Linked DNA regions of Homo sapiens: region 1 is linked to region 2. The links are chromatin loops, found by intact Hi-C in ENCODE. Cell type or tissue: endothelial cell of umbilical vein. All regions are shown on one strand. Each heading gives the region's core, and the rest is flanking DNA. Links, peaks and the distances in the headings are about the cores only.

What was found. Peaks named below come from ENCODE experiments on the same cell type or tissue, not always from the same donor. Only the 100,000 strongest peaks of a DNase experiment are listed, where the experiment ranks them.
Region 1: a loop joins it to region 2, with 6 times the contacts of the local background. A loop is called at or near these places in 17 of 110 quality-filtered maps.

The regions. Positions count from the first base shown.
Region 1 is chr15:39,595,909-39,602,245 of GRCh38, forward strand. It overlaps THBS1 (thrombospondin 1), which reads left to right. Exons shown (of 22, transcript NM_003246.4): 22 at 1-3,558. FSIP1 (fibrous sheath interacting protein 1) reads right to left here. Exons shown (of 12, transcript NM_152597.5): 12 at 4,123-5,018. The coding sequence ends at 4,972. Among named protein-coding and RNA genes, the nearest start is that of THBS1-IT1, 13 kb to the left of the region's middle. In endothelial cell of umbilical vein, for the core only: no CTCF peak of the experiment used is centred there; DNase peaks (open chromatin) are centred at 583, 2,063, 2,793, 3,543 and 4 weaker places; H3K27ac peaks cover 368 bases.
Region 2 is chr15:39,681,940-39,689,797 of GRCh38, forward strand. All of the region lies in intron 10 of FSIP1 (fibrous sheath interacting protein 1), which reads right to left. Among named protein-coding and RNA genes, the nearest start is that of FSIP1, 97 kb to the right of the region's middle. In endothelial cell of umbilical vein, for the core only: a CTCF peak has its summit at 4,286 (motif pointing right); a DNase peak (open chromatin) is centred at 4,292.

The DNA.
Region 1 (6,337 bases), core at 1-5,000, 87 kb before region 2:
CAGGGGATTGAAAGACTATTGCTGGATTTCATGATGCTGACTGGCGTTAGCTGATTAACCCATGTAAATAGGCACTTAAATAGAAGCAGGAAAGGGAGACAAAGACTGGCTTCTGGACTTCCTCCCTGATCCCCACCCTTACTCATCACCTGCAGTGGCCAGAATTAGGGAATCAGAATCAAACCAGTGTAAGGCAGTGCTGGCTGCCATTGCCTGGTCACATTGAAATTGGTGGCTTCATTCTAGATGTAGCTTGTGCAGATGTAGCAGGAAAATAGGAAAACCTACCATCTCAGTGAGCACCAGCTGCCTCCCAAAGGAGGGGCAGCCGTGCTTATATTTTTATGGTTACAATGGCACAAAATTATTATCAACCTAACTAAAACATTCCTTTTCTCTTTTTTCCTGAATTATCATGGAGTTTTCTAATTCTCTCTTTTGGAATGTAGATTTTTTTTAAATGCTTTACGATGTAAAATATTTATTTTTTACTTATTCTGGAAGATCTGGCTGAAGGATTATTCATGGAACAGGAAGAAGCGTAAAGACTATCCATGTCATCTTTGTTGAGAGTCTTCGTGACTGTAAGATTGTAAATACAGATTATTTATTAACTCTGTTCTGCCTGGAAATTTAGGCTTCATACGGAAAGTGTTTGAGAGCAAGTAGTTGACATTTATCAGCAAATCTCTTGCAAGAACAGCACAAGGAAAATCAGTCTAATAAGCTGCTCTGCCCCTTGTGCTCAGAGTGGATGTTATGGGATTCTTTTTTTCTCTGTTTTATCTTTTCAAGTGGAATTAGTTGGTTATCCATTTGCAAATGTTTTAAATTGCAAAGAAAGCCATGAGGTCTTCAATACTGTTTTACCCCATCCCTTGTGCATATTTCCAGGGAGAAGGAAAGCATATACACTTTTTTCTTTCATTTTTCCAAAAGAGAAAAAAATGACAAAAGGTGAAACTTACATACAAATATTACCTCATTTGTTGTGTGACTGAGTAAAGAATTTTTGGATCAAGCGGAAAGAGTTTAAGTGTCTAACAAACTTAAAGCTACTGTAGTACCTAAAAAGTCAGTGTTGTACATAGCATAAAAACTCTGCAGAGAAGTATTCCCAATAAGGAAATAGCATTGAAATGTTAAATACAATTTCTGAAAGTTATGTTTTTTTTCTATCATCTGGTATACCATTGCTTTATTTTTATAAATTATTTTCTCATTGCCATTGGAATAGATATCTCAGATTGTGTAGATATGCTATTTAAATAATTTATCAGGAAATACTGCCTGTAGAGTTAGTATTTCTATTTTTATATAATGTTTGCACACTGAATTGAAGAATTGTTGGTTTTTTCTTTTTTTTGTTTTGTTTTTTTTTTTTTTTTTTTTTGCTTTTGACCTCCCATTTTTACTATTTGCCAATACCTTTTTCTAGGAATGTGCTTTTTTTTGTACACATTTTTATCCATTTTACATTCTAAAGCAGTGTAAGTTGTATATTACTGTTTCTTATGTACAAGGAACAACAATAAATCATATGGAAATTTATATTTATACTTACTGTATCCATGCTTATTTGTTCTCTACTGGCTTTATGTCATGAAGTATATGCGTAAATACCATTCATAAATCAATATAGCATATACAAAAATAAATTACAGTAAGTCATAGCAACATTCACAGTTTGTATGTGATTGAGAAAGACTGAGTTGCTCAGGCCTAGGCTTAGAATTTGCTGCGTTTGTGGAATAAAAGAACAAAATGATACATTAGCCTGCCATATCAAAAACATATAAAAGAGAAATTATCCCTAAGTCAAGGGCCCCCATAAGAATAAAATTTCTTATTAAGGTCATTAGATGTCATTGAATCCTTTTCAAAGTGCAGTATGAAAACAAAGGGAAAAACACTGAAGCACACGCAACTCTCACAGCGACATTTTCTGACCCACGAATGATGCCTTGGGTGGGCAACACGATTGCATGTTGTGGAGACACTTCGGAAGTAAATGTGGATGAGGGAGGAGCTGTCCTTGCAATGTTGAGCCAAGCATTACAGATACCTCCTCTTGAAGAAGGAATAATAAGTTTAATCAAAAAAGAAGACTAAAAAATGTAAAATTTGGAAGGAATCCATAAATGCGTGTGTGTCTAAATACAAATTATCATGTGAAGAAAAGGCCCAAGTGTACCAATAAGCAGACCTTGATTTTTGGATGGGCTAATTATGAATGTGGAATACTGACCAGTTAATTTCCAGTTTTAATGAAAACAGATCAAAGAAGAAATTTTATGAGTAGGTTAAAGGTCTGGCTTTGAGGTCTATTAAACACTAGAAAGGACTGGCTGGGTGAGATAAAATCTTCCTTGTTGATTTTCACTCTCATTCTATAAATACTCATCTTTCTGAGTAGCCATGATCACATACAAATGTAAATTGCCAAATCATTTTATAGTACCAAGGTGAAGAAGCAGGAACTAGAAAGTGTTGATAATAGCTGTGGAGTTAGGAAAACTGATGTGAAGGAAATAATTCTTTGAAATGGCAAAGAATTAAATACCATCATTCATTATCAGAAGAGTTCAACGTTTGAAGTGCTGGGAGATAATTCTAATTCATTCTTGGATAGTGAAGCAAAACTGATTGAAAATACCAAGATAAGACAGAAAAAGTGACTGGAAAGAGGAGCTTTTCTTCCAGGCATGTTCCAGTTTCACCCTAAGACTGACCTTCAAATAATCAGGTTGTACTGAAATAAAGGACTTGTTAAAAATTAAAATTATGTCATCGAGATGATAGCTTTTTTCCTCCTCCAACAGTTTATTGTCATGTGTTGTGGGAGAGCTCGAGTGAAGAGCAATAAACTCCAGGTCTTATAAGAATGTACATACAATAAAGGTGGTGCCAGCAGTTTTTTTTTTTCTAAAGAGTCACATGTAGAAAAGCCTCCAGTATTAAGCTCCTGAATTCATTCCTTAAATAAATTGGCTCTCTCTCTCTTCTATAATTTCTTTTTCTTTTTATTTTTGAGATGAAGTCTTGCTCTGTCGCCCAGGCTGGAGTGCAGTGACACAATCTCGGCTCACTGCAACCTCTGCCTCCCCGGTTCAAGCAATTCTCCCTCCTGCCTCAGCCTCCCAAGTAGCTGGGACTACAAGCGCCCGCCACCAAGCCTGGCTAATTCTGTATTTTTAGTAAAGACGGGGTTTCACCTTGTTCCGGACAAACACTAAGCCCTAAAGGGAAATCCAAAATAAAAACATCTATTTTTAATAACACTTTCTATCTAAATCAGGGTGACTTTTTAAAAAAAATCCGGAAGCTTTTTGTTGAATTACGTTACAGACTTAGTTACCAGTCCTTGTTAGAGTTACCTTCAGTTGACATGCTGTGAATGGTCCCACCTCTTTTATGGCAGAATTCATTACTTAAAATAACTCTATTTTCTTCCCCCTTACCTAAATAACAGAAAGGCTCACTATGTCCCAAATATCATTGGCAGAAGCAAACTATAAAGTCATAAGCCCTTTGCAGTGCAAGTCTAGAAATAATTTTACTCTGTGTTTCTTTCTGTCTCCCTCTTCCCTCCCCTTTTTCCTTCCTACCCTCCCCTCCCCTCCCTCCTCCTTCTTTCTCTCTCTCTCTCTCTCTCTCATACATACAAACATCAAATACCAGAAAAGCATAGATTTAGAAAGCTGAACTCCTCTGAAACGCTGACGGACAACACTGGCCCCTCTCTGCCCCACAACAAATTCTCACCCATATCACCTTTGCCCTCTGATTCTTCCCACCCAAACCCTAAAACACAGAGTGTGCCTCATGGCATTCCTATGAGAATCTAAAATCACAACTTTTAACTTATACTTCCATCCCACAGCAAAACTCTTGGCATCAAGATAAATTATACGTAGCACATTGACATCAGCATGAACAATTGCTATTTTAAATGAACAAATAGTAAACTGAAATAGTGTCTGGAAAAAGAAACTGCCTATCAATACCTCTGAAAATAGTAGCTATAGAATTCCTCATTTTAAAAAGTCAAGGAAATTCCATATAAACAATCATTAATGTTATTCAGTATCAGTGGATGAACATGTGCCAGCAAAAACAATGTTATGTATACATCACTCAAATTTTATTAAAGGCAGCACAATAGCCCGCTCATTTTTTGATTCAGAAATAAACTGGACTTCCAATTCTAATGCCAACTCATCTTATGGAATGTCAACACAAAATTTTCTCATGAATCTAAGTTACTGACTTGTAACTAAACCATCTCTCTTCAAATAGTACCGCAGACTGTCTTTTAAAGTAGCTCATCTTTATTTGATGCAATCTAAAAGGCCCAAACTCTGAAAGAAAATAAGAAACTATTGTTAACTATTATTAACAAAGTAATATATCAAATAATTCACTCAAACTCCTACTTAAGAAACGTGTCATCACCAATAAGATAGTAAAGGCTCTTCTAATATTGCTTTGTTGAGACAATTCATTTCATCTTATGGCAGGTTGTACCAGTTTCACAGACATGAGACAAGTGGGAAGAAGGAAAAGCAGGGCCACAGCAAAAATTCCCAGTGACCACCATGATCTGTCTGAATCACAGTAGAGGTGAAACATACAAAATTGAATACAGGACAATCACAGCACTTCAACGAGTTTTACCCTAACACGTATACATTAAAATGTTGGTTTTTATAATGAATCCTAATACTGTAAGATTAGCAATAAATTTATAAACAATGGTCCCAGAAATTTTAATGAGCAAAAACCACTGAACAATTACACCCCAAGTCTCAAAAATATCAAGGAAATATAATCCACAAAGAGCGACTCCAAATGTCAAAATCAATAAAGAATAGTCTCTGCAGTGCATTCATTGAATTCAAATAATTCAATAAGAAATTTAATTTAACTTCATTACCAACTTTCTGAAAAGCACACCCAGCAAGTCCTTGATTAGGGTTCTTTACATTCTTCTGCTGCATCTTTAGTCTCCTGCTCATCTGCACATAAAAACAATAACCACAGTTATTAGAGATTCAGAAATGTATGCATAATTAAGAAAAACAACTCAGCCTATAAAATATTAAATCCCTTTACACATGAGGCAATAATCACACTCTCATTTAATACTTACTGAACAGTCACCACGAGCTGCAGACAAAGTTTACGAGAAAAATAGAAAGATCAGGGCGCCTACTCTCATTGAGCTTACAGCTCAGGGAGAACACTACAGGTTTTGGAGCTAAAATGATTATGGATGTGGAGACACACACAGAAGTTAATATTTTGCTTTCTACTAAGTTTCTGGGAAGTACAGTGAGACCAAAAGTAAATGTTATATGTAGAATAGATAAGAGCTGATCGCCTTTCATTTCTTGAAGTGAGAAAAAAAATTGTGACATTAACAGAAAAGGAATGGAAATATTTTTCTACCCTTGGTGAGAAGGTTATCAGAAAATGCAGAATTGACAATAGAACTAAATTTTAAAAAGACAAAGAGAAACAGGAGAAACTGGAACCTTCATGCACGACTGGCAGGAATGGAAAATGGTGCAGTAGCTTTAGAAACAGTCTGGCAGTTCCTGAGAAGGTTACCATAGACCTGGCAATTCCACTTCTAGGTATAAGCCCAAGAGAAATGAAAGCATACATCCATACAAAAACTTGTACACAAGCGTTCATATCAACATTATATGTAATAGCCAAAAAGTGGAAACAACCCAAATGTCCATCAAATGATGAATGGATAAGCAAAATGTGATATATCCATATAATTGAGACTTATTCAACAATAGAAAAGAGTGGAGTATGGATACATGCTACAACATGGATGAATCTTGAAGACATAATGTAAGAAGCCAGTCACAAAAGGCCATATGCCGTATGATTCCATTTATATGAAATGTTCAGACTAGGCAAATTCACAGAGACAGAAAGACTGGTGATTGCCTAGGGCTGGGGTTGGGGAAAATGGGAAGTGATTACTAATACCCAAAATGTTGCGTTGTCGGGGGTGGAAAAAATAAAAAATTGATAGTGGTGATGGAGGTACAACTCTGTAAATATACTACAAACAATTGAATTGCACACTTTTAATGGGATGAATTGTAGGAAGCTGGTGAACAGTGGCTCCCCAAAACTCACATCCTCATCCCTGCAACCTGTGAAAGGGGTCTTTCTAGATGCAATTAAATTAAGCTTCTCGAGATAAGAAGATCATCCTGGATTCTCTGGGTGGGCCCTATATTCAATAAGAAGTGTTGTTATACAAAAAAGACAGAGGGAGATTAACACACACAGATGGAGGGAGGCAATGTGA
Region 2 (7,858 bases), core at 1,245-6,244:
GAAGGTGCTTTTTCACAAAATGAATTGTGTGTCCAGACACAAACAGGATTTTTTTTAAATGTTGGGGCCCAGTTGCAAGTATAAAAGTTTAATAATTTGGGGGCCAAAATTTAACTGAAAGCTGAAAGGCATGCATATTATATAGAAATGCAAATAAAATGGTCTCAATATAGTTCCTGGACAAGTTTCCAACCACCTTCTCCTTTATACAAATGATATACTGTAATTTACTTTCCATAATTCACTTTCTTTGCAGATACTTATGTCTTAAATATTACTGACCATTTTTAAATATGCAACACTAAAATCATTATGGTCTGACATTTTTATATGCTTATAAAACACATTTTGTTCTAACTGTTTTTATTAGAAGAAATGTGGCCTGCTGCAAACCAAAACCTACATATTTTACTTTGGAAAAAAAAAAGCAGCTGGAAATATAAAACCCCACACATTTGCTTTTAACACTGCTTGGGAACTAAAACCTATCATGTGCACTTGACTGTGTTTTCACAGAAAAGCAGCATTCTCAGTGCAGGCACAGCCCACGGCATTCTCACTGCTCCCCAGGAAGGGGTGAGGGGGTGACTGTGCAAGCTGGGGCTCCCCGGATGAGGGCTCCCTTTCACAGGGATCTCTGGACCATTGTGTCTCTAGACTTAAGAATACAGAAAACAAAATTCCTTGGAATTTAGCCTCTGAGGAGGCAGGCAAATTATGTTAACCACAAGCAAACATCTACATTACTTTCTGGTTTGTTTCCACTACCTTCCAAAATAAATTGCAATTTAAAATCAGATCTTAGAAGACTACATATAACAAGACACCCGTATATTTTCTTTTCTTGCCTCATGAAATGACAAAAATTGCAAAAACTTTTAATAGCATTTAAATTTTAATACTCTAATCACATGTGTTTATATTTAAATAAATGTTGGTTTCTTAAAATACGATTATTCCCAAACTCTCTTGCTATAAATTAAAACACAAATGGAAGACGAAGATGCCCAGAGATGATTCCAGTTGATGGAAGTTCCTGGTCCAGTACAGAAAGGGAAAGAGAATAACAATAAATATAAGTCAAAAGAAGGGTGGAAACAAAATACACTGGCAGTAAAGGCATGTTGGTACCAGGTGGGTTCTTGGAAAACAGGTCAGCAGAAGTTAACAGGGTGGTCACTAGCCCAGTGAGCCAACTGTTTCCAAAACACTGGTCCAAACACAAGCCTACTTGTTCTCTGCTGGCTGGTCCCTTATTAGAGATTTCCAGCTGGAACTTCAAAACTTGATACAAACCATGACCAAGTGGGCTTTGTCATGGGAATGCAAGACTGGATGAGTACTCAAAAAACAACCGATGTAATCCACCAGATTATCAGATTAAAAGGAAAAACAGTCATCATCAATCAATGCAGAAAAGCATTTGACAAAATTCAACATACATTCATGATTTAAAAAAAAAAACTCTCAGCAAATTAGGAATAGAAGGGACCTTCTTCATTCTGATAACACCTACGTCTAACATAATACTTAATGGTGAAAGATTGAATGCTTTCCCCCTAAGACCAGAAACAAGGCAAAAATGTCCACTCCCACCACACCTACTTGACATTGTACTAGAAGTTCTAGCCAATGCAAGAAAAAAACTCAAGGAAAAGAAATAAAAGGCATGCAGATTTGAAATAAATTAAGTTGTTCCTATTCACAGACAACATGACTGGCTATGGAGAAAATCCCAAGGAATCAAGGGGAAAATAATTTCTAGAACTAATAAGTCATTTTAGCAAGTTCACAGGATAAAGTTCAACACAAAAATTAACCATTTTTCTATATATACACTTCTTGTATACATAGAAACCAAAAGAAAAAACACACATATTAGAAACCAAGAAAAAATACCACTTACAGTGTTACAATTTATACTTAAGTACAGGTCTCAAAAAGCACATACAGGATCTACATGCTGAAGATGACAAAATGCTGCTGAAAGAAATGAAAGAAGACTAAATAAATACAGAGGCATACCATGTTGATGAATTGGACAATTCGGCATAATAAAGCCATCTGTTCTCACCAAACTTATCTATAAATTTATGCAATCCCAATAAAAATCCCAGCATGATTTTCTGTAGGTACAGACAAGCTGATTCTAAAATTTATATGAAAAGACAGAAGAACTGGAATAACCAAAACAATTTTGATAAAGGAAAAATAAGATTGGAAAAATCATATAAGCTGATTTTAAAATTTAATATAAAGCAACAGCAATAAAGACAGTGTGGTATTGGCAAAGGAACAGACACATGTGTGTCTGAAATTTTTCATCATAAACAATTTTTAAAAATAAAATTTAAAATAAACCAAATATAAGGAATCTGGAAAGGTCACTGAGGCACATGCGGAACATTATTAAAAGGCTGGAGAACAGACACTACAGCTGTGATTCCTGCCTGTCTCATTCGCTCACTCAAACTCAATGCTTGGCATAGAGCACATAGTCCATAAATAGCTGCTCAATGAATAAAAAGTGAATGACGCACCAAGGGAAATCTTACTCTTTTTCCTTAACCCTATAGAAGGAAATAGCACCAAGAATCCTAATGAATTGATCTCCTTAATTGAAAACCAAATAGAGAAAGCTGCTTTAAAAATAAATTTTATTTTAGAATGTCAAATCCTAAAATAGAATGTCTTTTCCTAAATACCCCAGCCTACACTGCTTTCTCTTTTATGAACTCCTCTAGTAAGTGGCCTTAACATTTCTTAATCAAATACAGTGTTAAACTGTCCTCCTGTGTGTGGTGCCTGGGCTTTACCATGTGGTGAGGATGGAAATAGCTGACTTGTATTGATGGAGTTCCTGCCATATATCCTGACACTGTTCTAAGTGCTTTCCACTCAACCCTGCAAAGCAAGTTATTAGTATCCCCTCTCCCAGATGAAGAAACTGGGGCATAGAGGGTCAAGTAACTTCTCCAAGGTCACACAGCTAGTCCAGGGCAGAGCAGGGACTCAAACACAGGCAATCTGGCTCCGTACTTGCCTCAGTACTGCCTCTTCTGAGGACCTTGAGAACCCAGACTCCTACAAATCACACTATTTTTGTGTATTTTTCTCAGCAATGTCCACCTAGGACAAGGTTGGGTATGCAGCACATACTTTAAAATCTAAATGACTGGTGTGCTATCTGGGCTGCATTTGCAAATTCCAAGAGCATCTTTAGGGAAAGTTTTTAGTTAAAGTTTGTGTTGTTCTGAAGAGCCCTCCTGAACTTTCTATAATGTTTTAGTTAATTCCACCATGAGGATTTCCATGACAAAAAAAAATTGTTCATGTGTGATAAAGATAAAATGTTAGTACTTACCAGATGTTAAGTTTTTAATGTAAATATTGCCCAAAATAGATACCAAAACAAGACTAGCAAAGTAAAAATCCTCCTGGGGAAAATTATTTTATATCTCAGTGAAAGTCCTTTCCTATAAATCCCCCCGCCATCCCCAACAAACACACATAGAAAGCCTTTGATGGCAAAGGAAACCTCAAAGATGTCTTGCACTGAGAAAACAAAACATACAACACCCTCCAGGAATTCTGGTCCTTCTTAAGATCTCTATCACTAATTGTTTTGGAAAACCTCAATACAAGTATATGTTTCAATTCTGGGTTACATGTAGTTTAAGGGTAAAGAAAAGAAATGACTGTAGTCAGCCATCCATTGCCATCTCTCTAATGAGGTATGTGCTTACTGAACACATCTCATCTGAAAAAAAAATTTTTATACAAAAGATGAGTTTTTCTATTGATCTTTTTTCTTCTACAGCATTCTACTAAAGAGAGATTAATCCCAAAACAACAAGAAAGGCCTTTAATGAAACCTCACAGCAGCTGGCCATCACCCAGGCTTTAGCTGTGTCCCACGATACACTCCAGACATTCTGCATGCTCTCTGTACATTACATGTCAGACCATTCCAATGGAATGGGAAACTATGATTACACTATAATTTTAACATTTAACCCAAGTTTTTGCTGACATAATTAGCTAAAAATATTAGCAAAAAGGGTAACAAGAGCTGTCCAGTTAACAAAACTAATTTCAAATAACAAATTTGGAGGATGATAATTTCAGTGACCACAAAGTAAAAGTAAAAACTTTATCCTATCAAGGACAGCAATAGGCTAACCGAATTCACCACCTATAAGGGGATTCTCTAGGAAACCCACCACGGGTACCCAATTTCCACTGGCAAGAAAGAGAACACAGACGTGATTATGTGACCACTAGGTGGCACCTTCACACTGCTTCATCTCAAAACCATATTTCCACCTCCACTATGGCCTTCCCAAAGTATTAGCAGTATAAAATTCAAACCCAGGTGCCTCACTTTAACAAAAAATAAATTTAAAAAATGAGAAAATACATTTTCAATTAAAAACTTTTCCCATTAATTTCTACATCTAAGGCTTTGGTGTATAATCACAGAAGAATATCTCACCAAACTGTCAATATAAATTGGTATTCTGACTTTATCGCCCCTTGGCAATGCATTGTTCCAGTATTACAATGTAGAACTGAGATAAATTTGTAGCTTCAACTATATGTGTAACTGAATTAAAATAATTTCAAAAGCCCTGTGAGCAAAGGCTGTGACTAACTGAAAAAACAAATGGTGGCCTCTAATACTTCTTGAGTCCCAGCCTATGACGGCAAGTGTCAAGTAATCCTGCAGACTGGGTAGAATGTATATCATTTCTTCATCCCTTTCAAATAAATATATTGAAGTTTTAAAAGATTTTTTAAAACAGGTCTAGATTATGACCTTGTAGGATCTACAAACAATTAGCAAATTCCTCAAGACTTGGGTGACATTATTAGATTCAAAGGGAAAGTCTGAGTAATGGGCATTTCCCTTATTTGGAATTATGTTTTATGTTTTGTTTGTTGTTGGCAGGAGAATGGGGCAGACAGTTCTGCCTACTTGTCTGTATCTATTTGCAAAATATCATCCCAGTTTCAGGTAGCTACAAATGGCTGGGTCCCAAGTAAACCTTTTAAATGTGAGGTTTCTCCTTGGCAATCTCAATCTCTCCTTTTCTCTCCAATCTGTGTCCTTCCCTGCTTTGCAGCCTCTTACTCAATAACACTCCTGCTTTTGACACCCAATGCCCTTTCACCTTTCTTTCTTTCTTTTCTTTTCCTTTTTTTTTTTTTTTTTTTTTTTTTTTTGAGACAGAGTTTTGCTCTTGTTGCCCAGGCTGGAGTGGGAGTGCAATAGCGTGATCTTGGCTCAGTGCAACCTCTGCCTCCTGGGTTCAAGCAATTCTCCTGCTTCAGCCTCCCAAGTAGCTAAGATTACAGGCATGTGCCACCACACCCAGCTAATTTTGTATTTTTAGTAGAAATGGGGTTTCACCATGTTGGCCAGGCTGGTCTCAAACTCCTGCCCTCAGGTGATCCACCCGCCTTGGCCTCCCAAAGTCTTGGGATTACAGGCGTGAGCCACCGCACCCAGCTTTCACCTTTCTAAACTGACTGAGGCAAGCGTCTAGAATCAGCCATTTCTATTCTAAGGTAAACATGAGCCAGTCACTTGCAGAGTTGGTCCCTACCTCCCATCTGGTTCCCTGGCACTTTGTATCCACCTCTTTTTCAGGCCTGAATACCTCACATTGTAACTCTCTGTCTACATGAGGGCCTCCTCTACCAAGCTAAAAGTTTGTCAAGAAAGAAGACCAGGTCTTAATCTGTATGCCCAAAACCTACCCATGGTGTTTGTAAACATTAAGCCCTTAATCAATGCTTGTTTAATGAATGTATCCTCTTGCCTTGCCTGATTTACATTTTAAGCCTCTTCTCTAACTGTGGAAAGACTTTACCTCTACCTAACACAGGAGTTCTTAATTTTAGAGTTCAAGAACACATTTTTATGTACATCTATATGAGCATTTTTCCAGGAAAGAGGTTCACAGCCTTAATGAGATTCTTAAAGGAATCTCTAACTCCCAAAATTTGGAACCAAACCAAGCCAAAGAACTTCAAGCACTAGGAATCAGAAGAGAGGCATATTATTAGGCTAAGGGGCCTGCCAAGCATCCATGGAACTATATTGGTAGGAAGCTACCAACTCTGCTTATAGGTAATCTCTCTGAATACAAAGTAGAAGTAGACAGACTAGTCACTGCTGACAAAATCAGACCAGTCGATGCAATCGTATGCATTCACAAAATACACACCTAAAAGAAACCACAACTTCAGGGAGATGACAATGATCAGAATACAGATGCTCCTCAACTTACAATGGGCTTACATCCTGATAAACCCATTGTAAGTTGAAAATACAGTAAGCCAAAAATCCATTTACTTAATACACCTAACCTACTGAACATCATAGTTTAGTCCAGCCTACCTTAAACATGCTCAGAACACTTATATTAGCCTACAGTTGGGAAAAGTCATCTAACACAAAGCCTATTTTATAATCAAGTGTTGAATATCTCATGTAATTTCTTGAAAGCTGTACCTAAAGTGAAAAGAAGAATGTTGGTATAGGTATTCGAGTTAAGGTTTCTGCTGAATGCATATGGCTTTTGCACCATCATAAAGTTGAAAAATCATTAAATTGACCATAATAAATCAGGGACCATCTGTACTATGATTTCTAGAAAGCCACAAACTTTTAAAACTGGGTAGCAAAGGTATAGGACTGCAGAGAAAAATATCTATTTTTATTCCAGATTCTAAGTCCTATGCAGAAGCACAGCCCTGTTCCACATTGAGTGTCCAAATACATACAGGCCTATGCCCTCTAAAACCCTGCTTCATGTGGCTCTGACCCAGCACCCAATCTCTTTGCCTAACACCTGTGGGTGAGGTGGTGTCCTTCTCCAGTTTTGTGCCTGCTAAGTAGAGCCCACCACTGGAAAAATTTTCATAGGCTAAATTTTAGTGAATTACTAAGAACAATTTAAAATTGGGGAAGTGTATTTTCTAGAGGTCTGTTTCACCAAGAATTTTCAGTGGCATTAACTAGTTTGGATGAGTTATTTGACATATGAAGATGTCAGGTAGATACATCCCAGGCCTCTCTGACCTGGACTCTCTGACTGACTAATTATAAATCAGAGGTTCCCATGATCCACTCTTCAGGTTCAACAACTAGAATGACTCCCAGAACTCAGGAAAATAGTTAACTTACTATTACTGCTTTACTATAAAGGATACTACTGAGGAACAGCCAAACGGAACAGATGCATAGGGAGATGTACGTGGAAGGAGCACAGAATGTCATTGTCCTCTCTGTGCACCCCACCCTCCCAGCACCTCTACATGTATACCAACCCAAAAGCTCTCCAAAACCCATGATTTAGGGGTGTTTATGAAAGCTTCATTATATAGGCATGATTGATTAATTCTTTGGTCATTGGTGATGAGCTTAATCTCCAGACCCTCTCCCCTCCCTGGACATCTAGGGTGGACTGAAAGTTCCAACCTTCTAATCATGCTCTGGTCTTTCCAGTGACCAGCCTTCATCCTGAAATTATCTAGGAGCCTCCAGTCACCAGTCATCTCATTAGCAAACAAGACACTCTTTTCACTCCAGAGAGTCCAAGGGTCTTAGAAAGTCTTGTGTCAGGAACCGAAGACCAAGACCAACTATTATAACAAAAGTTGCTCCTATCACCCCTCTCACTCAGGATATTACAAAGGTTTTAGGAATTCTGTGCCAGGAACTGGGGACAAAGACTAAATATGTATTTCTTATTATATCACAATATCACACATACTTAATCAAATTACTGTATTTATAATAATAGTAAGATTAGTTATCTAAATGTCCACACAAATGGCATAAATCACT